Regions from separate parts of the Homo sapiens genome. Here region 1 is linked to region 2. The links are chromatin loops, found by intact Hi-C in ENCODE. Cell type or tissue: chondrocyte. All regions are shown on one strand. Links, peaks and the distances in the headings refer to the core of each region. The heading gives the core; the rest is flanking DNA.

Region 1 (11,128 bases), core at 1,374-9,373, 800 kb after region 2:
ATCGCCCTGGCCGCCGAGGACCCTGTGCAGCCCAACGCACCTCGGAACAACGTGAGTCCCACAGAGCACACCCCTTCCTAGCCTGGCTGCTCTGCCTCAGGCCACTTTCTCCTGCATCCAAAATGCTCATAGGTAGGGTGGGATGTTGGGGTCACCCCTAGGCATAGCCCTTATGGCTGCTGGTTGAGAGGGGAAGCTCTGATTCCTTGGGGATGCTCTTGGGAGCAAGACATTCCTTGAGGCAGTTTCTCTGTGAGCCTGGTGGGGTGGAGGTGGCCCAGAGTGACTGGGGCTGAAAATTGCTGGATTCTCTAATGGAGGCGTGAGACTAGCAGGATATGGATGTTGCACATTCTCTACATGGAATAGGGGGGTTACTGGGGCAGGGGCGGTGCTCAGAGGTGGTCCCCTCCGCAGTAGACATTTCCCTTTGTACACGAAGCTTTGAAAGAAACAACTATTTGGCTCAGAAACACAGCCTAAGCTTTTGGTTTTTATGAAAGCAAGCCCCTTTGCGGATGGTGGGTCTGTTGACAACCCCTGTTAATTGAGCACTTGCTGTGTCCCAGGAAGAAACTCAGCATGCAGTATCTCATTTAATCCTCACAATGCGCCCCCCCAACCCCCCGCCCAGGCATCCCCATTTGACAGATGGGAAAACTGAGGCTCAGGGGAATGAGAGAGTGGTAAGTGGCCTGTCCAGGGTCACACAGCAGAATTCCAACTCTGCATCCCCCAAAGCTCCCACTGCTTCCCCCAACTGTCTGCATTTACTAATCACCTACTGTATGCTACGGATGGGTGTGCATAGCCCCTTTGAGTCCTGACAAGCAGGAATGAGTGCATGCTTGTGGTTGAGATGGGGAAACCGAGGCACCAACAGGCAAGGGCGTGCCTCAGTCATGGGCTGCGGGCAGAGGCTTGACCCCAGGGCCTGGTAGAGGGTGGACTGGTGGCTCCTGTTTCCCTCCCCAGCTCCCTCCCCCAACCCTTCCCTCCCAACCCAGAGCCAAAAAAGTGTGTTTTCTGCTGGTCCAAGGCTCTGCTGCCCTGGCTAAGTAGGTTAGGACCCAGGCAAAGCTGGCGAGCCCCATCCCTCAAGCCCGCCCACAGCTTACCATGCACTTTCCCTTCCTTCCCAGGCCTGGCAGGCCCCCCTGGGGACCTGATGGGGGAGATGGAAGGAAATAATTAGAACGCAGCTCCTGGAGGAAGCTAGAGCCAGTGCTCAGCCTCCTCACAGTCCGCTTAGTTGCTTCCCGCAGCCTGGTTTCCCCCAGGGGCCTCCAGGAGCCAGGCGTGGGGAGGAGGTGTCCCTGGAGGGGTCCACAAACCCCCTGCTGACGCGAGGATGCTGAAGAAGGCGTTGCCTTCGGCAGGGAGGGCACAGGCATGGATGATCCAGGGGGCACGGCAGCTCCCAGGGCTGAAGGGAATCTAGGCAGTGCTCAGACCAGGCCCCAGGGACTGTTTGCAAAGAGCGTTCAGCTCCCCGGCCCCCTCCCTCGTCCATCTCGCAGTCGAAACTTCTCTACAAGAACACTGTGGCCCCATAACGTTCACACCACGTAACCACCATCCAGGGCAAGAAATAGAACAAAAACGCCCCACGCGGCATGTGCCTCCTCGATCCCCCACCCCCACCGCCTTCTTTCCCTCTAGAGCTGCTGGGGACACTGTCTGGAGACATTTTTGGTTGTCACGACAGGAGGGGGGAGGTGCTCCTGGCATCTGGTGGGTGGAGGCCAGGGATGTTGCTCAGCACCCGCCGATGCCCAGGACAGCCCCCACTCTAGAGGATGATCCAGACCCAAATGTCCACAGAGCCCAGCTTGAGAAACCCTGCCTTACCGGTAACCACGACCCCAGCTTCTGGAATGAGCGTTTTTGGCTTCTCTCTTTTTCCCACCTGCACAGGCTTTTTTTTTTTTTTTTTTTAAGAGACAATGTCTCTCTCTGTCGCCCAGGTTGGGGTGCAGTAACGTGATCATGGCTCACTGCAGCCTCAACGTCCCGGGCTCAAGTGATCCTCCCACCTCAGCCCCCCAGGTAGCTAGGACCACAGGCATGCACCACCACACCCAGCTAATTTTTAAATGCTTGTAGAAACGGGCCTCGCTATGTTGCCAGGCTGGTCTCGAACTCTTGACCTCAAGCAATCCTCCCTCCTCAGATTCCCAGAGCTCTGGAATTACAGGCATGTAATTCCAATTCTTACATGCCTGTAATTGGCCAACACTGGCCAATTCTTAAAAACTGAATTTATGTTTGCTCTTCTGTAACATTCAATAAATGAGACACTTCTATGCTTCGCATTAAATGAGTACATGTTGCTTTTGCAGGATTGATGGGCATTCTTTTTTTTTTTTTTTTTTTTGAGATGGAGTCTTGCTCTGTCACCCAGGCTGGAGTGCAGTGGTGCAATCTTGGCTCACTGCAACCTCCGCCTCCCGGGTTTAAGCGATTCTCCTGCCTCAGCCTCCAGAGTAGCTGGGACTACAGGCAGGCGCCACCACACCCGGCTAATTTTTGTATTTTTAGTAGAGACGGGGTTTCACACTATCAGCCAGACTGGTCTCAAACTCCTGACCTCAAGTGATCCGCCCGCCTTGGCCTCCCAAAGTGCTGGGATTACAGGCGTGAGCCACCACGCCCGGTCAATGAGCATTCTTTATGATGCTGTTTTGAGATTTACTGTGTGGCATGGGATGTGTTATCCATCCCCTGTTGACAGATGTTTGGGTTGTTTCTAAGTGTGAATACTGTCCCCATGCCACGCCCCTCAACATGTTTCCTGAGTCACCTGGACAGTAATTTCTCCAGGAGGCCAGATGCAGTGGCTCACGCCTATAATCCCAGCACTTCGAGAGGCCAAGGTGGGAGCAATGCTTGAGGCCAGGAGTTCAAGACCAGCTTGGGCAACATAGTGAGACCCCCACCTCTACCAAAAAAAAAAAAAATTTTTTTTTTTTTAATTAACCGAGCGTGGTGGTGCACACCTGTGGTCCCAGCCACTTGGGAGGCTGAGGTGGGAGGATCACTTGGGTCTGGAAGGTCAAGGCTGTAGTGATCCATGTTCATACCACTGCACTCCAACCTGGGTGACAGAGCGAGACCCTGTCTCAATAAATAAGAATTCCTCCAGGGTATAAACCAAAAGCGAAGTTTCTAGAGCATATAATTTGCAAGTGGTTGGCCTCAGTAAATGCAGCTTGAATGTTTATTGGACAATAAACACAGTGACCCTTTGGGAGGCCAAGGCGGGTGGATCACCTGAGGTCAGGAGTTTGAGACCAGCCTGGCCAACATGGTGAAACCCCGTCTCTACCAAAAATACAAAAATTATCTGGGCGTGGTAACACACAACTGTAATCCCAGCTACTCGGGAGGCTGAAGCACAAGAATCACTTGAACCCAGGAGGTGGAGGTTGCAGTGAGCCAAGATGGCGTCACTGCACTCTAGCCTTGGCGACAGAGCGAGACCCTGTCTCCAAAATATATATAAATAAATAAAAATAAACACAGTGGGCCGGGCACAGTGGGCCGGGCTCGCACCTGTAATCCCAGCACTTTGGGAGGCCAAGGTGGGTAGATCACGTGAGGTCAGGAGTTCGAGACCAGACTGGCCAATATGGTAAAACCTGGTCTCTACTAAAAATACAAAAATTAGCCGGGCGTGGTAGCATGCGCCTGTAATCCCAGACACTTGGAGGCTGAGGCAGAAGAATTGCTTGAACCCGGGAGGCAGAGGTTCCAGTGAGCCAAGATTGTGCCACTGCACTCCAGCCTGGGTGACAGAGTGAGACACCATCTCAAAAAAAAATTAAAAAATAAATGAACGCAGTGGCCCTTGCACCAGTAGCTCATGGGAACTCCTGTTCTTCCACATCCTTGTCAACACTTGGTACTGTCGACTGTTTCATTTGGCCGATCTGCTGGGTGTGGAGTGAGATCTTATTGGGGTTGTGCTTGGCATTTCCCTGTAATGAATGAGATCAAGCACTTTTTTGGATTAGACTGAGCCACAGGAAATAACATTTTCAAATAGATGAAAAAGATCTAAGTATTAGGAATACTTGAACCTAATTTATTGGTCTTTTGATTTCCTCTTGCACAGCTTATTAAGAGCTCCAGAATTAGATTCACCTGACCCCCACGGCCTGCCCTTTCCCAGCTCCCTCTCTTCCTTCTTTCCTTCCATTCATTCCTTTAGTAAGTATTTGATAAGCAACTACTATGTGCCAGGTACTGAGCGAGCCAGGGAGGATTGACAGGGTATGAGATGGTCCCTGCACTCCCAGAGCCCACAAACCACCAGGCCTTTGACCAGGCTGTGCCCACTGCCTCGTGCACCTGAAATACTCTCCCACCACCATCCCCTCTGCCCACCCAGGTCTTTCAAGCCAATCCCCTTGCACCAGCCCCTCCCTCCAGGAAGTCACCTCACCCTGACCCCAGGCACTCTGGTCTCTGATTCCTCTTCAAGCACCACATATAACAGGAATATAAGTTATAACCACACAGATCACAGAGCCCAGCTCCTCCAGGACCCAGTACAGCCCCAACTGTTGATGCATTCATTCAACAAACATTTCTTGAGCACCTACTGTATTCCTGACCCTGTATTATAAGCTGGAGACGCCATGGTGACAGACAGACATCCCTGTCCTTGTGGGGCTGACATTTGGGTGGGGGAGATGGACAATGAGATTATCAGTAACTACAACAAATGTTCAGGGAGTGATAAGTGGCCGGGGGTGTGGTGGGCAGAGGGAAGGAGAGACTTCGTAAAGAGGATCTCAAGCACCAGGAGATGGAATTTAAACAGCCGGTCAGGGGAGTCCTCACTGGGAAAGTGTTATTTGAGCTAAGTCATAAAGGAGGAGAAAGACGGAATCAAATGGGATGTGGGGGAAAGCATTCCAGAGAGACAGAACAGCCTGTGCAAAGGCCCTGAGGTGGAAGCATCTTGGGGAACAAAAGGAAGTGAGCAAGGGAGAGAATGAGAGGAAGTGAGGGCAGGGAGCTGAATGGTCAGATCGTGCAGGGGCTTGAGGGCCTCGGGGAGGACTTTGACTTTTATCCCTGAATGAGGTGGGAGCCACGGAGGATTGTAAGCAGGGGAAGGATGTGCCTGACTTCTTTGGTGTTCACAGCGCCCTCTGGTGGCCATGTTCAGTAATGCTCAGCCCTTGCAGCTTCTGGGTGGATCTGATTTTTTTTTTTTTTTTTTTTTTAGACAGTCTCTGTCTCCCAGGCTGGAGTGCAGTGGCACGATCTCGGCTCACTGCAACCTCCGCCTCCCACGTTCAAGTGACTGTCACGCCTTGGCCTCCCAAGTAGCTGGAATTACAGGCACACGCCACCATGCCCAGCTAATTTTTTATATTTTTAGTAGACACGGGGTTTTGCCATTTGGTTAGGCTGGTCTCGAACTCCTGACCTCAAGTGATCTGCCTGCCTCAGCCTCCCAAAGTGCTGGGATTACAGGCTCGAGCCACCGTGCCCAGCCGGTGTCCACCCCATGTCTAGCACCAGCCAGACACTGTGCCGGCGCACCCTCATCTTCAGGCCTGGGTGACACCAGAGGTGTGCTATGGTGTGTCCTGGACAGGGGCTGGGCCAGAGGACATTGCTCGTCCAGGCAGAAACATCAGGCCTGGGGAGGGGCACAGGAAAAATCAACCTACCCTGGCAGGGGCCTGGCCTTGAAGCAGGAAGAGATGCCGTGGCAGGAAGTTGGCCCCAGTGTTTAAAAAAACCACGTAGCAACTATTTCTCGCCCAGGATGCCCAGGAAAGCAAGGGTACTGGGGGATTAGATCCATCACCAAGAAGGATACAGTCAGCCCTGAACTTCTCTGGGGCCGCTTCTAATCCACTACAGGGCTTGGGGCAAATTTTAAAAGGTACCCTTCCCGTGGGTTAGCGAACTGGCCTAGTACAGTGATTTTTTTGTTAGGATTTGCTGCCATCTGCTGGACAATTTCATTCACAACATACAAATCTGCAGTATGAAAAGAGATGGGAGGGGCCCTTGTGCAGTGCACGCCCTGCGCAACTGTATATAGCAGCTGTGTTTCCTCTTCTGGGTAGAAACTCTGCTCCCCAGTAGGCGATCGTTAGTTTTACCGGGGCTCTGCTGGAACAGGCCAGTGATCCACTGCTCTCTTGCTTTTATCCCTTACAGGTGCTGCGATACTTTGACTACGTTTTTACAGGCGTCTTTACCTTTGAGATGGTGATCAAGGTGAGTGCAGATTATAAGTGAGAACACACGGTAATTTTTTTTTTTAAGCAAGTGCAGGGCTGGGCACAGTGGATCATGCCTGTAATCCCAGCACTTTGGGAGGCTGAGGCAGGCAGATCACTTGAGATCAGGAGGTTGAGGCCAGCCTGGCCAACATGGTGAAACCCCATCTCTACTAAAAATACAAAAATTAGCCGGGCATGGTGGCACATGTCTGTAATCCCAGCTACTCGGGAGGCTGAGGCAGGAGAATCACTTGAACCCTAGGCTGCAATGAGCCGATGTGGAGGCTGCAGTGAGCCGAGATCTTGCCACTGCATTCCAGCCTGGGTGACACAGCGAGACTCTGTCAAAAAAAAAAAAAAAAAAAAGAGCTGGGATTCCAGGAGATCCTGAGCCTCCAAGAATGCCCCCCTTGAGAGGATGAGTCTCCCAGAGGATTAGAAATGCCTGGTGTGTTTGAAGAGCAGCAAGGAAGCTGGTGTGGCTGGGCGGAGTGAGAGAACAGTGGGGAAACGAAGGACAGAGAGATGAGTGGGGAGGTGAGGGGGCACCTTGTGCCGGGGATCACAGAGAGGGCTCTTCGGCTCTTACTTTGAGTGAGGTGAGGGCCATAGAGTGTTCTGAGCAGAGGAGGGACTTGATCCAGGTGTTCACAGGTGCCCTTTGGCATCTGTGGGAAGCCAGAGGACCTGTGAGCAGGTGATCACACTGGTCCCCATGGGCGATGACGGGGACAGGATCAGGCTGGTGACCAAAGAAGAGGTGAGAAGTGGACAGATTCTTGGAAGGTTCTGGAAATAGAGCCAGTGAGTTTTGCTGATAGAGCCACCAATGAGGGATTTGGGACAAAGAGGCATCAAAGAGGATCCCAAAGTTTGGATCTAAGAGCCGGCAAGCCAGAGCTGGCTTCCATCAGGCAAAGGGGGGCCGCCTCATGGGGCAGGGGCTCCCCACTCCTCCCTGGAGTCCTCTGGCCACTGCCCATCCCTGCAAGATGAGGTGGCCTCATTGGCTTCCCTGCCTCTCCCCGAGAGGCTAGAGAGTGGGTGGCAGCACCCCAGGGTGGGGATCAGGTGGGGGTTCTGAGCACCCTCTCTTCTCCCCCACAGATGATTGACCTGGGGCTCGTCCTGCATCAGGGTGCCTACTTCCGTGACCTCTGGAATATTCTCGACTTCATAGTGGTCAGTGGGGCCCTGGTAGCCTTTGCCTTCACGTAAGTCTCCTCGCAAGGGTTCCTCTTGCCTCTTTTCCCCCAACCCCCAGCCTGGGCCACACATCGGATTACAGGACATGTTCTCAGGGTCTAGGGATGGGGTGTGTGGGCTCCGGGGACGTGGGAGATATCAGCATGCCACCAGGAAGAGCTTCGATGGCTTTTTGCATGATGTCCATGGAGGAAGAAGGAGAAGGGACCCCCCCTCCTGCCAACCTTCTACCTCCTCACACAGCAACGGGCCTCAGCCACATCACTGGCCCCTTGCTGTGCAGCTTCCTGTAGACTAGCCTCGCCGGAACATCTCATCCCCCTACTACTCCACAAGCGCCGCCCAAACCGCTGTCTCTTTGGAAAGTCCCTAAAGAGACAATCAGGAAACGAATGTGCATGAGAATTCTGACCCCCTCCCTATGCCTGAAGGCCCCGTAGTTGTAGACCTGGTGACTCCCTTTGTGTGTCTTTCACTTCTCCTGGCAGTCCTAGGATTCTCTGCCCTCTGAAAGGCCATGTGTCATCCTGCAGCTCCAAGATGGCGCCCCAGTTGTAGGCAGCCATTTCAGGATGGCACCCAAGCTCTTAGTAGTCATCCCAAGATGGCATCCAAGTTCTGGGTGGCCATTCCAAGATGGCCCCTGAGTTCTGAGCTATCATTCCAAGATGGCCTCTGAATTTGGGGTGGTCATTCTTAGATGGTCCCTGAGTTCCAAGGTGACCTTCAAGTTCTGGGTAGCCATTCCAGGATGGTCCCCAAGCTCTGGGTGGCTATTCCAAGATGGCCCCAAGTTCTAGGCAGCCATTGCAAGATGGCCCCTGAGTTCCAGGGTGGCCCCCAAGTTCTGGGCAACCATTCCAAGGTGGCATCCAAGTTCTGGGTGGCTATTCCAAGATGGCCTCTGATTTCTGGGCTACCATGCTAAGATGGCCTCTGGATTCTTGGTGGCCATTCTTACATGGTCCCTGAGTTCCAAGGTGGCCTTCAAGTTCTGGGTAGCCATTCCAAGACGGTCCCCAAGTCTTGGATGGCTACTCGAAGGTGACCCCCAAGTTCTGGGCAGCCATCTCAAGGTGGCACCCTAGTTCTGGGTAACCATTCCAAAATGGCACCCAAGTTCTAGGGCAACCATTTCAAAATGGCCCCCAAGTTCTGGGTGACTATTTCAAGATGGTACCCAACAGGTGAGTGGCCATTAGCCCTTAGGGCCCTGATAGCAGACTTAGCAGTACATTCCTGAAGTTGTAGACATTTGGAGCGGGATGAAAAATATCTAATCAGTCTTTAATCAAGAAACAAATCTTGGGGACCCTGGCTGTGCCCATCATGGTGAATGATTCCCTGACAGGTTTTGAAAGGATCTTGACACATTCACTCCCATCGTGAGAGAATCAGGGGCTTCCTCCTGTGCCTCTGCCTCTAGGCTCCCTCCTGAGCCAATCTGGAGGGGCCCTTGAATGGTCTCCCTCACCAAACAATGAGGACTTGGTTTGTCAGGAGGGCCAAAATAGTGGCCCATTTCCAGTAGAAGGGCTGTTAAGTAGGCCACACTTAGATTCTTCTCTGGGAACACAATGAGGTCAAGTTGTGTTAGAACAAAAAATCTCCAGAGTTTTTGGATGCCTCAGAGCTGGAGATGTATCATGAAGGTTGGGAGGCTGATTATACTTCTTTCTCTTTCTCTTTCACTCCTTCCTCCTCTTTCTCCTCTCTTTTTGTTCGTTTACTCTTTTCTTTTTCTCTTCTCCTCTCCCTCCCCACATCCTTCCCTCTCCTCAAAGCTTTTCAGTGTCTATTTGACTACTAGAGCAATGCACGGTGGCTTACACCTGCAATCCCAGCACTTTGGGAGGCTGAGACAGGCAGATTGCTTGAGCCCAGGAGGCCAAGACCAGCCTGGGTAACATAGGGAGACCCCATCTCTAAAAAAAAAAAAAAACAATTAGCCAGGCATGGTAGTATGCCTGCACTAGCAGCTACACGGGAGGCTGAGGTGGGAGAATTGCTTGAGCCCAGGAGGTTCAAGGCTGCAGTGAGCCGAAATCGCACCACTGCACCCCAGTCTGGGGAACACAGGAAGAACTTGTCTCAAAAAAATAAAAAGTTTAAAAAATTAAAAATCAATGAATTTGCTATTTAGAATATTATGCTTTATATGGTTACTGAATAATTTTAATAGTGATGAGTACAAAAAAAACAGGTTTAGCAAGCTGTTCTGTAGGTTAAAAAGTAAATAAATAAATAATTAATTAAACAAAATACAATGCACATCAAATTAGGGGACAAAGATTGTGACGAATAAGACAAGGAGTCCATGTCTTTAAAATATGAAAAGCAGTTACAAATCAATAAGAAACACTACTTCTCAATGGATAAATGGGCAAAGGACATAAACAGAAATCTGATAGAATGCTGGCAACTAGTAAAAATGGAGGTAAATCAACCCTTGGAATTCAGAGAAATGTAAAATAAAAACGAGATACAATTCATTCCCTATCAAGTTAGCACTGTTCCCGCCGCACCCCCACACACACACAAAAAATGATTTTTTTAGCTAATAAACAGCATATATAAGAATGTATTATAATAGGCTGGGCACAGTGGCTCACGCCTGTAACCCTAGCATTTTGGGAGGCCAAGGGAGGGGGATCACCTGAGGTCAGCAGTTCGAGACCAGCCTGGCCGACATGACAAAACCCTGTCTCTACTAAAAAATACAAAAATTAGCCAGGCATGGTGGCGGATGCCTGTAATCCCAGCTACTCAGGTGGGTAAGGCAGGAGAATTGCTTGGACCCAGGAGATGGAGACTGCAGTGAGCCGAGATCATGCCACTGCACTCCAGCCTGGGTGAGAAAGCAAGATTTTGTCTCAAAAATAAAAAAAGGAATGTATTATAATAAAATATACTTTTCTCCCCCTCTATCACCTATTTAAGCAGGTCCTTCAAGTTGTCAGGTAGACATCATGCTATGAGAAAATTTAAATCCTGAAAAGCCAGAATGTTTTACCACCCTCAGCCTGGAATGAATCCTTCTCCTATGGAAATAACCTACGGGTTTCTCCACCCCTCTCTGCCTTTCAGCCCCTTCCCTCCCTCTCCCCTCCTTTTCTTTCTCCCTCTTTCTCTTCCTCCTTTCCCCTCTCTTCCCTCTCTCTTCTTCCCTCTCTCTGTCTCTTTCTGTTCGTCTTTCTCCTTTTACCCCCTCTCAGTTTCTATCTTTTTATTTTCCTCTTTCTCTCTCTCTCTCCCTCTCTTTCTCTCTCACTCCCTGCACTGTTGATGACCTATGTCCTTGGGTGATGTGGGCCTCCCCTGGACCGTGTAGCTTGGAGAAAGCTGACCCTCTGTCATCGGTCTGGCAACAGGGACTTGGCCCCCCTACCCTGCATTCTGATGAGGAATGGTATTCAGACAAAGGCAGATCCCAGGACACAGGAGGACATGCTCAGGCAGGGACCCCCGCCCCTTTCCTCTGGGGCAAGGTCTGCTCAGCAGCCTCCAAGATTCCTAGGGCTCAAGAGGTGGCAGGTAGCTCAGGGCACTAGGGCAGGCAGTGGGGTGAATATGTCACTCATATCCACCTGTCCACACACAATGCTTACCTTGGCCACCTGTGCCCAGGGGAATGGGTTTTATCCTGTGAATCCTCCCAGTGACCACCA
Region 2 (11,128 bases), core at 956-8,955:
ACCTGTTATACCCAAAATATTATTTCAATGTATAATCCATGTAAAAAAATTATTGAGGTATTTTCCTTTTTTGTACTGTCTTAGAAATCTTGGCCGGACATGGTGGCTCATGCCCATAATCCCAGCACTTTGGGAGGCCGAGACAGGTGGGTCACTTGAGGTCACGAGTTCGAGACCAGCCTGGCCAACATGGCAAAATCCTGTCTCTACTAAAAATGCAAAAAAAAAAAACAAAAAAAAAAAAGGTGGGTGTGGTGGTGGGCGCCTGTGATCCCAGCTATTCAAGAGGCTGAGCCAGGAGACTCGCTTAAATCTGGGAGATGGAGGTTGCAGTGAGCCGAGATCGCACCACTACACTCCAGCCTGCGCAACAGAGCGAGACTCCATCTGAAAAAAAAAAAAAAAAGCCAGATGCAGTGGCTCACACCTGTAATCCCAGCACTTTGGGAGGCCGAGGCAGGCAGATCATGAGGTCAGGAGTTTGAGACCAGCCTGGCCAACATGGCGAAACCCCATCTCTACTAAAACTACAAAAATTAGCCGGGCATGGTGGCAGGTGCTGGTAATCTCAGCTACTCTGGAGGCTGAGGCAGGAGAACCGCTTGAGCCCAGGAGATGGAGGTTGCAGTGAGCCGAGATCGTGCCATTGCACTCCAGCCTGGGCAACAAGAGCAAGACTCCATCTCAAAAAAAAAAAAAAAAAAAAAAAGGAAAAGAAATCTAGCATTTCACATTTACAACATATCTCAATTCAGACTAGCCACAAGCAGCTCTAGACGGTCTCCTTTAAGTCAAATCCACTGTCTCTTAAGACAGGGTTTCGGGTGGGTGGTGACAGTACAGTACTGGAAGGGGAAGGAAACAAGCTTTGTTTCCTGGGTCCTGTTGCTGAGCAGCTTTCTACACCCTTGATTCTCAAACTTCCTAGTGTGCATCAGAATCACATGGAGAGTTTGATCATTAAGTCTGGGATGAGACCCAAGAAAGTGCTTTTTTTTCTCTCTCTCTTTTTTTTTTTTGGTAGAGACTTTGTCTTGCTATATTGCCCACACTGGTCTTGAACTCCCAGACTCAAGCAATTATCCCACCTCAGCCTCCCAAAGTGCTGTGATTATAGGCATGAGCCACCACACCTGGCCCCTGGAAGGCGCATGTCTAGCAATTCCCCAAGCATTGCGGATACTGCTGGTCCTGGTGCCACTACATTGAGAACTGCTGGTTTATATTTACTTCATGGTTCTCAGACTCAGCTGTATATTGTAATCACCTGGGAGCTTCAAAAAATACTGATGTCAAGCCCTTCCCCCATTCTGATTTACTTGACATATGGGGGCCTCAGTTGAGTTTAATATTCAGAAAAGTTAGAGAATCCCTCATCTATACTTAAGTAGTCCTGTCCACTCTTTTTTTTTTGGAGATGGAGTCTCGCTCTGTCACCCAGGCTGGAGTACAGTGGTGCAATCTCAGGGCTCACTGCAACCTCTGCCTCCTGGGTTCAAGTGATTCTCCTGCCTCAGTCTCTTGAGTAGCTTGGACTACAGGCATGCGCCACCATGCCTGGCTAATTTCTTGATTTTTAGTAGAGATGGGGTTTCTCCATGTTGGCCAGGCTGATCTCGAACTCCTGACCTCAGGTGATCCACTCGCCTTAGCCTCCCAAAGTGCTGGGATTACAGGCATGAGCCACTGCACCAGGCCTAATTTTTGTATTTTTAGTGGAGATGGGTTTTCACCATGTTGGCCAGGCTGGTCTCAAACTCCTGACCTCAGGTGATCCACCCACCTTGGCCTCCCAAAGTGCTGGGATTACAGGCATGAGCCACCATGCCCGGCCCCTGTCCACTCATGACATACTTAGTTCTTGGCTCCCCTGCTGGAAATTAAGACCAGCCTCTAGGTGTTTCCATTTTCCACCTTCCCAGGCTCTCTCCGCCTTTCTCTACATAGCTCCCACAGTCACAGTGAAGTATGCTGAGGATGGGGTCACTGGGCTGAGGATGGGGTCAGCTGATGAGCCCTTCATGGGCTGAGCTGCTCTTGGGTGCAGCCTTGTATCAGCATGACCTCTCTGTATTTTATGCATATGGATTTCACTAGACATTTGATGCCCCTATACAAGAGACAGAGTTGGACAGAGCCAAGAATTTGTTTTTGTTTAAGACAGAGTTTCGCTCTGTCACCCAGGCTGGAGTGCAGTGACACGATCTCAAGAGCCAAGAGTTGAAACAGCGATTCTAAAATGTTCCTGGGTTGGGTGTGGTGGTTCACACCTGTAGTCCCAGCTACTCAGGAGGCTGAGGCAGGAGGATCACTTGAGCCCAGGAGATCAAGGTTACAGTAAGCTGTGATCATGCCACTGCACTGCAGCCTGCGTGACAGAACAAGACTTGTCTCCAAAATTGAAAACATTTTTAAATTTAAACTTCCTGGGTCTCCCCTTTTCTGGTCTTAGTGAATTTTTTTTTTTTCTTAGGTTACAGATCTCACTCTCACCCAGGCTGGAGTGCAGTGGTTCAATCATAGCTCACTGTAGCCTCAACCTCCCAGGCTCAGGCGATCTCCTGCTAAGCTTCCAGAGTAGCTGGGACCACAGGCACATGCCACCACACCCGGTTAATTTTTTGTAGAGATGGGGTGGGGCAGTGTCTCGCTATGTTGCCCAAGCTGGTCTTGAACTCCTGGGATCAAGCAATCCTCCTGCCTTGGCCTCCCAAAGTGCTAGAATTACAGGCATGAGTCACCATGTCTGGTCCTCAGTGCACTTCTTTTTTTTTTTTTTAATATGGAGTCTTGTTCTGTCACCCAGGCTAGAGTGCAGTGGTGCAATCTCGGGTCATTGCAACCTCCACCTCCCGGGTTCACGCCATTCTCCTGCCTCAGCCTCCTGAGTAGCTGGGACTACAGGCACCCACCACCACGCCCGGCTAATTTTTTTTTTTTTTTTTGTATTTTTAGTAGAGATGGGGTTTCACCATATTAGCCAGGATGGTCTTGATCTCCTGACCTCGTGATCCACCTGCTTTGGCCTCCCAAAGTGCTGGGATTACAGGCGTGAGCCACCGCGCCAGGCCCTCAGTGCACTTCTAAGACACTGTAAAAATAGTCCCAGAATGTTAACTGTGCAGATACAGTTTTAGAGACAATTTAGGGTGTTCACCCACCCTCTTGAACCCCCATCCAGGGGAGAGAAATTAACCAGAGCTTGCAAATTGACAGCCACAGGCCCTATTGCAAACAGTTGTTGCTTGCCAACTTCCTTCCTTCCTCTCCTCCCGCACAACTTTAAAAGTTTTTTCTAGGCAGGGCGCCTAGAAAAAACTGGGAGGCTGAGGCCGGCAGATCACTTGAGGCCAGGAGTTCAAGACCAGCCTGGACAACATGGTGAAAACCCATCTCTACTAAAAATACAATAAATTAGCCGGTGTGGTGATGTGCACCTGTAATTCCAGCTACTCGGGAGGCTTAGGCAGGAGAATTGCTTGAGCCCAGGAGGCAAAGGTTGTAGTGAGCTGAGATCGCACCACTGCACTCCAGCCTGGGTGACAGAGCAAAACTGTCTCAAAAAAAAAAAAAAGTTTTTCCTAAATAGTCACAATCATAAAAATGCAGATTTCTCTCTTAAAAGCCAGGTTTCAGTTGCCTTTTTTATTTTTTTGAGGCAGAGTCTCACTGTGTCACCCAGGCTGGAGTGCAGTGGCCCGTTCTTGGCTCACTGCAACCTCCGCCTCCTGGGTTCAAGTGATTCTCATGCCTCAGCCTCCTGAGTAGCTGGATTACAGACATGCACCACCACGCCCGGCTAATATTTTGTATTTTTAGTAGAGACGGGGTTTCACCGTGTTGGCCAGGCTCGTCTCCAATTCCTGGCCTCAACTGATCCACCCACGTCGGCCTCCCAAAGTGCTGGGATTACAGGCGTGAGCCACCGCGCCCGGCCACGGATGCTTTTGGAAAGCAGAAACTCTTGACCCAACACCACGAATGAGCACGTCTCATAGTGAGGACCCATGAGGTCAAGAAGAACGGTGATCATTAGGAACTAATAATGTTGAGAAGCCTGAACCCTCACCACCTCTTTTTTTTAGTAGCTATTGTTTACGTTCCCAGGGTAGGAACAGCCTCTTATCACCACTGTCTAGCCAGTGCCCAGCGCAGGGCACATCGTTGGCACCAATAAATGTTGACGAGGAAGCCTGGAAACGAGAGGGTGTGAACTCGGTAAGCGCGCCACATTTTGCGCCCGGGCCGCCAGGGGGCGGTAGGACCTGGGCCAGGCCGTGTCTGGCCGTGCCGGGGGAGGCGGGCAGCCCCAGAGCAGGGCGGTAAGGGCGCATTCCCGCATTCCGGCCCGCACCTCTTGGGGTTTTCTCGGGCCTCCCTCGGCCCGCCGTGCTCCCGCCCCACCCCAGACGAAGAGGACCCAGAAAAAAACAGGCTGCAGTGCCCTGAAAGAAGAGGCTTTATTGGGGGTGGGGGGAGTGGGGCAATCGAGGCGGTAACTCCGGCCCTCTTAACAGTCAAGGGAGAGGGTAGTTCAGTTTGCAATTAGGCAGAGAAGGGCTGGGCAGTTTCACTGGCGGAGTTGTGGGTGGTGGTCAGTTTCCCAATGGGGGACTGTAAGTTTTATAGAGGGGGCTGGTCAATTTCACAAAGGCAAGTCGATTTCATCTTCCCCAATGCAGAGAGCCGACCCTTCTCCAGGCCTAATGCTAGACGCCCCCCGCCCTGTTCCTCTGACGCGTACGTTACTTCCGGCCGGGGGTCCCAGCCTTTTCAAACCTCAAGGTTTGCGCTCCTCCTGGGGACAGAGGACCAGAAGGAAGGCCGGCCTCAGGGACCTGCGCACTGCATCCAGGCTCGGGGTGGCGGTTTGGGCCTCAAGACCACCGTCTCCTCTTCACCCCGGGGATGCGTCCCAGACTGAGTTCTGACCAGAGTGGCCCTCCAGGGAGGATGCACTTTTCCCCACCAAGCGTCCTGGCACCGGAGGGGTGGGGGGACCGACAAGCGCTAGAGGCACACGGGTAAGGGGGCTCCCACCTGCTCCAGGCCGTTCTCCGAGACCTTTCTGCGGGGGGGCCAGATCACCACCAACTTTCCGTCGCCCCTGCTCGCTGCGGGGGAAGGGGCGCTCAGCTCACCAGCTGGCGGCAGCCAGGATGAAAGGCCGGCCGCACCCCTTAAACACACACAGGCGTTCACCCTCCGCCTCCCCATGAAAGCCTCCATTCAACTCCAGGCACCCAGGAACCCGAGGGAGGAGGGAGGTGAACCCAGAATGGAGAAGCAGGAGCCCGAAAATTCAGAGGGAGGACCCAGGAGTGCCAGAACCCAGTCAGGGTTCCCTGGAACCCGACAAAAAGGAAGACATCTGGAATGCCCCCACCCCCGCGCAGCCTGGGTGGTGTGGATCAGAGAGTCCATCACTCCCGGTGGAGGGGTGGATCACAGCGAGTAATGGAGCTCCAGAAGGGGTAGGCAAGAGACAAAATTGAGAGGGGGTCTGGGAGCTTGGAGGGAGAGACCCCGAGAATCGGAGGGCCACAGGAGGGGCCACTGAAGTTGGGCAATCGGTGGGGGCGGCTGGAACCCTGGGGGTCCCGGCGTTGCTACGCCCGCGGCTTACCGGTGAGGCTCGGCGTAGGCTCCTTGAACTCCGCGGTGCCATAGACGCTGCGCCGCTGGCGCTGCAGTTCCTGCTCGCGCTCGCGCACGGCGCGCACCTCCTGCTCCAGCAGTGACGGAGTGAAAGGCGGCGGGGCGCTGCCCAGCACCCGGCACCCGCCCTGCACGGCCGAGCGCGGCCGTCCCCCAGGCTCTGGCAGCCTCTGCGGGCCCGCGCCGTCCCCCGCCCCCGCCGAGGAGCCGCTCCCCGCCGCGGCCTCGAAGAAGCGCTTGAGTTCGCCCAGCGGCTGCGGCGGCGACCGGGCGCGCGGCTCGGGGACCGCGGGGCGCGCCAGCGCCGCCTGCCGGTGGGCCTCCCGCTCGATGTCCCGCTGCATCTGCGCGCCCGCCCGCGCCCGCTCCAGGGCGCGCGGGAGCGCGGGGCCAGGACCCGGCAGGTTGAGCACCGGCCGCACGCGCAGCTCGACGAGTTCACGGCCTGCGCGGCCCGGGCTCAGGCCCCGGCTCCGGCGCAGGCTCTCCTCGCGTTCGCAGCTGCGGCGGATTTCGCGCTCGATGGGCGTCTCCATGAACCGCTCCTCCGGGGGACGCTGGGGAGCCTCGGGGCACGGCGGAAAACGCAGGTGGGGGGCTTCCGAGCCTGACCTGGAGGAGGAGGTCTTAGGGCCTGGAGGGGGATGCTGCCCCTGGACCTCCGCCCTTTGCGCTTCGGACGGCCCAGGGTCGTCTCTGCCTGGCTCAGGACTCTCAAAGCCCGCAGCTGTGGACAGCCCGGGGCTCTCTGCGTCCTGCTCGACTGATGGCTCGAGGACTTCGCTCTCTTGCTCCAGGATCTCCACGTCCTTTGCGGAGGGCTTGGGGACCTCGGTGTTCAGCTCCGCAGCAGCTCTGGGGCTTCGCTGTCTGGCCCTGGGGACTCCTGGCCCTCCTCTTCAGACGACCCCAGGGTTTCGTTCTCCGGCCGGTGGGGGCCTTCGTGTCCAGGGTTGGAAGCAGTTCGGAAGCCTCAGTTCCCAACCGGGGTTTTGATTCCCAGAGCGAGGACAGAGGGCACTGTGAGGCACCTGTGGCGGCAGTGGCGGCCGTGGGTTCCAAGGCGTCGCCCGCACCGGCGGCTTCTCTGACCCGCCTCTGGCCTCCAGGAACGGCCCCCGGGGGCAGGGCCGGGCACCGCCCCCGGCACCTGCCAGGAGGACTCCCGCCCCGCCCTGGCCCCGCCCTCGGGACAGGGGCGCCTCGGTGGGGCACTCAGTTTCATCAACTAGCGCGCCCAGTCACCTCAGGGCACGGGACTTCTTGGAAGAGGGCTTCCCTAGACCCGGCCCCGCTCTCTGGGGGGCCATTCTGGGTGCTGGGTTCTACTGAGCGCACCCTGGCACTTTTTCAGAGCCATGTCCCCGTCATCGTCCCGGAGACTGGGCCCAGCAGCGCGTCGGACTGGGGTTCTGAACCACTAGCCGCTTGGTGAGGTGTCCCCCGAAGCCGTATTTTCGGGACCCGGGCAGTCCCGCTTGGTCGTGCCAGCCGGCAGGCAGCGACTCCTCAGGCCCCTGGGCCCTCCCTCCGATCCAGCCTTGCAGCGCACAGCTCCGGCCCGAGGGGGCGCCAGGAGCCGCCTTACTGGCCGCTGGGGTCTCCCTACCAATGCTTGGGCTCAGCGAGGTTCCCAGCCGCGCACCACTGCCCCCACGCCAAGCCGAGAAGCGGCTTCCCCTCTCCTCCCGGAAAAATCCGGGAGGTGTCCGCTGCCAAGGGCACTCCCGGATTGAGGGAGGAGGGAGAGACGGACACAGTGCGCCGTGGGCGCAGCTTAGCGGTTGCAGTTGAAAGGCGGTCACCTTGGGCCCGGGCGCCTGGGGAGGCCCAGACAGGAAACAGGAGGCGTCCAGGGTAGGGGGAAAGAGCAGCTGGGGCCGGATCATGCGGTTCAAGGGCAGGATCGATGCCCTTGCGCGGGCCACCCTCCCCTAGGGACGTTTTCCACTTTCCCCCTAATGGAAGCAGACTCTTCCCAGAACCTGCCCCCAACCCCACCATTCTGGGGTGCCCAGAAGGAAAAATACAGTTACCGGCCGGGCATGGAGGCTCATGCCCGTGATGCCAGCACTTTGAGAGGCCGAGGCGGGAGGATCACCTGAGGTCAGCAGTTCGAAACCAGCCTGGCCAGCATGGCCAAACCCCGTCTCTACTAAAAATACAAAAAAAAAATTAGCCAGGCCTGGTGGTGGGCGCCTGTAATCCCAGCTACTCGGGAAGCTGAGGTGGGAGAATCACTTGAACCTGGGAGGTGGAGGTTACAGTGAGCCAAGATCGCGCCACTGCACTCTAGCCTAGGCAGCAAGAGCAAAACTCTGTCTCAAAATAAATAAATAAATAAATAAATAAATAAGCTGTATACTTCTGGGAAAAAGTTTTCTCTATAGCACCTTCCCCACTGCATCATCTCCTGGTCCTTCCTCCAGCCATGCCAACTGGGCTGGGTTCTTGGCCCCCTTTCACGGGAACATTTTTTTCTTTTTCTTTTTCTTTTCTTTCTTTCTTTTTTTTTTCTTTTTTTTTTTTTTTTTTTTTTTTGCCGGTCTCAGTCTTTAATCGTGGCAGGGCCTTACGCACGCGCACACATACACACACTCAGGCTTCAGATCTTGTTGAAAGCTGCGATATCGACACTCTGCACGTGCTCCTCAAATTTAGTGATCTCCTCCTCCAGCAAGTAAGTCCCCACCTTGTCGTCCTCCACCACACACTGAATCTGTAGCTTCCGGATACCGTAGCCCACGGGCATCAGCTTGGAGGTCCCCCAGACCAGCCCGTCCAGCTCGATAGAGCGCACACAGGCCTCCAGCTGGGCCATGTCCGTCTCATCGTCCCAAGGCTTGACATCCAGCAGGATGGAGGACTTGGCCACTAATGCAGGCTTCTTGGCCTTCTCCGCGTACTGCCGTAGCCGCTCCTCCCGCAGCTGTGCCGCCTCCTTGTCCTCCTCCTCATTGTCGCTGCCAAACAGGTCGATGTCATCATCCTCGTCATCCTCTGCTGGTGAGGCTGGCTTCTTGGCCGGGGACTCCACTTGGCGCATAGGAGACACGTGCTGGGTCTGCGGGGCCGTGGCCCGGTGGCCAGGCGAGCTCTTCTCCAGCACGTTCAGCTGGGCCTCCAGCTTGGAGATGGCCTGCTGCAGCTCCTGTACCACGCCACGCAGGCTCTGGTTCTCCACTTCCAGACTGGCGATCCGGACAACGAGCTCGCTGTGGTCTCCGCTGGGGCCACTGGAGGCCCCGGGGCCTGAGCTTCCAGCCAGGGATTTCTGGATGTTCTCTCTGGCTCTCACAATGTCATGGAGGATCACGCTGGCGCCGTTCTCCTGGCGGGAGGCACCTGCCACAGGCCTGTTCATCTGCTGATAGAATCTCCTTTCTGCGTCGTCATATTTGAACTTGTCAAACCAGATCTTCTCATGTGCTAGGAAGTTTGTAGCCATTTTTCTGACGCCAGCCAAGGACGCGGCGACCAAGGAGGAGGAATCGGCGGACGCGGGAAGATTGATGAAAGGGCTCTTTTTCTTTTTTGAGACGAAGTCTCACTCTGTTGCCCAGGCTGGAGTGCAGTGGTGTGATCTTGGCTCACTGCAACCTCCGCCTCCTGAGTTCAAGCGATTCTCCTGCTTCAGCCTCTGGAGTAGCTGGGATTATAGGCGTGTGCCACCACGCCCAGCTAATTTTTTTGTAGTTTTAGTAGAGACGGGGTTTCACCATGTTGGCCAGGCTGGTCTCGAACTCCTGACCTCATGATCTGCCCGCCTCAGCCTCCCAAAGTGCCAGGATTACAGGTATGAGCCACCGCGCCCGGCTTCTGGGAGCTTTTTCTGACAAGAGCACCTATGATGTCCGTTTGGCAGATTCAATCACTGACTTCATTCCCTGTCCTCCTCTTCATTAGCTCCTTGGTCTTTGGGTACACCACCCCCTCCTGATTTCCTTCTACTTCACAAGCACCCCTTCTCAGACTTCTGTTTCACCTTCCTTCCCCTCTGGCTTCCTTGGGGTCACCTGATGAAAGAGAGGAGAGTGAAGCCAAGGTGTTTATCCCAGCCAGGCACGGTGGCTCACACCTGTAATTTTAACACTTTGGGAGGCCGAGGCAGGAGGATTGCTTGAAACCAGCCTGGGTAATATAGGGAGACCCTGTCTCTGCAGAAAGGAAGAAAGAAAGAAAGAAGGAAAGAGAGAAAGAAAGGGAGGGAGGGAGGGAGGGAAAGAAGGAAGGAAGGAGGGAAGGAATGAAGGAAAGAAGACATTTTTTAAAATTAGCTGGGTATGGTGGTTTGTGTCTGTAGGCCCAGGCACTTGGGAGCCTGAGGTGGGAGGATCATTTGAGCCTAGGAGTTTGAGGCCGCAGTAAGCTATAATAATGCCAATACACTCCAGCCTGGGTGACAGAGAAAGACCCTGTCTCTAAATAAATAAATAAATAAAATAACACTAAAAAAAGATGTTTAGCTGGGCACAGTGGTTCACACCTGTAATCCCAACACTTTGGGAGGCTGAGGCGGGCAGATGGCTTGAGCCCCAGGAGTTCAAGACCAGCCTGGGTAACGTAGTGAGACCCCATCTCTACAAAAAATGCAAAAATTAGCAGCATGTTGGTGGTGTGTGCCTACAGTCCCAGCTACTCAGGAGGCTGAGGTGGGAGGATCACCTGAGCCCAGGGAGATCAAGGCTGCAGTGAGCTGTGATCACACCACTGCACTCTAGCCTGAGCAACAGAGTAAGACTCTGTCTCAAAAAAAAAAAAAAAAAAAAAATTGGCCACGCACAGTGGCTCATGCCTGTAATCCCAGTGCTTTGAGAGGCCGAGGCAGGTGGATCACCTGAGGTCAGGAGTTCGAGACTAGCCTGGCCAATATGGCGAAAACCCATTTCTACTAAGAATACTAAAAATTAGCCAGGTGTGGTGGCGGGCACCTGTAATCCCAGCTACTTGGGAGACTGAGGCAGGAGAATTGCTTGAACCTGGGAGATGGAGGTTGTAGTGAGCCGAGATCGCACCATTGCACTCCAGCCTGGGCGACAGAGTGAGACTCTGTCTCAAAAAAAAAAGAAAAAGTTTATCCCGTGTCCCCTACCTCCAAGCCCCATTGGTGACATCCCTCTGCTACAGGCAGTAGCTCTACACAGCTCTCTCCAGGGCAAAGAGGTGGTCACAGCTGCCAGGCGTTGCTAACCCAGGGCGTCTATACTGTGCCTTGATGGTTTCCCCTCCAGCTTTATAAACTGGGTTCTATTAAGTTCTCATCAACCACCGTGTTCAAGTGCACAATCTTTTTTTTTTTTTTTGAGACGGAGTTTCGCTTTTGTTGCCCAGGCTGGAGTGCAATGGTGCGTTCTCGGTTCACTGCAACCTTTGCCTCTTGGGGTTCGAGCGATTCTCCTGCCTCAGCCTCCCAAGTACCTGGGATTACAGGCATGTGCCAGCACGCCCACCTAATTTTTTGTATTTTTAG

The links. A loop is a pair of places that touch in the nucleus more often than their neighbours do. Peaks named below come from ENCODE experiments on the same cell type or tissue, not always from the same donor. Only the 100,000 strongest peaks of a DNase experiment are listed, where the experiment ranks them.
Region 1: it touches region 2 in a loop (6-fold over the local background); 3 of 110 quality-filtered maps call a loop at or near these places.

The regions. Positions count from the first base shown.
Region 1 is chr19:13,272,190-13,283,317 of GRCh38, reverse strand. It overlaps CACNA1A (calcium voltage-gated channel subunit alpha1 A), which reads left to right. Exons shown (of 47, transcript NM_001127222.2): 22 at 1-51; 23 at 6,190-6,249; 24 at 7,362-7,468. Among named protein-coding and RNA genes, the nearest start is that of IER2, 130 kb to the right of the region's middle. RefSeq lists enhancers at 5,507-5,676, 7,775-7,824, 7,845-7,914, 7,935-8,014, 7,115-8,314 and a silencer at 5,997-6,056. In chondrocyte, for the core only: CTCF peaks have their summits at 4,943, 5,146 (motif pointing left) and 5,980 (motif pointing left); no DNase peak of the experiment used is centred there.
Region 2 is chr19:14,068,376-14,079,503 of GRCh38, reverse strand. MISP3 (MISP family member 3) reads right to left here and starts at 6,718. Exons shown (of 3, transcript NM_001291291.2): 1 at 5,627-6,718; 2 at 5,041-5,114; 3 at 4,442-4,798. The coding sequence starts at 6,194. The coding sequence ends at 4,781. MIR1199 (microRNA 1199) reads right to left here and starts at 6,143; the gene lies at 6,025-6,143. It also overlaps the pseudogene EEF1DP1. RefSeq lists silencers at 4,092-4,327, 5,750-6,159, 6,730-6,899 and an enhancer at 5,042-5,562. In chondrocyte, for the core only: CTCF peaks have their summits at 4,260 (motif pointing right), 6,063, 7,032, 7,235 (motif pointing right) and 2 weaker places; DNase peaks (open chromatin) are centred at 4,273 and 5,045.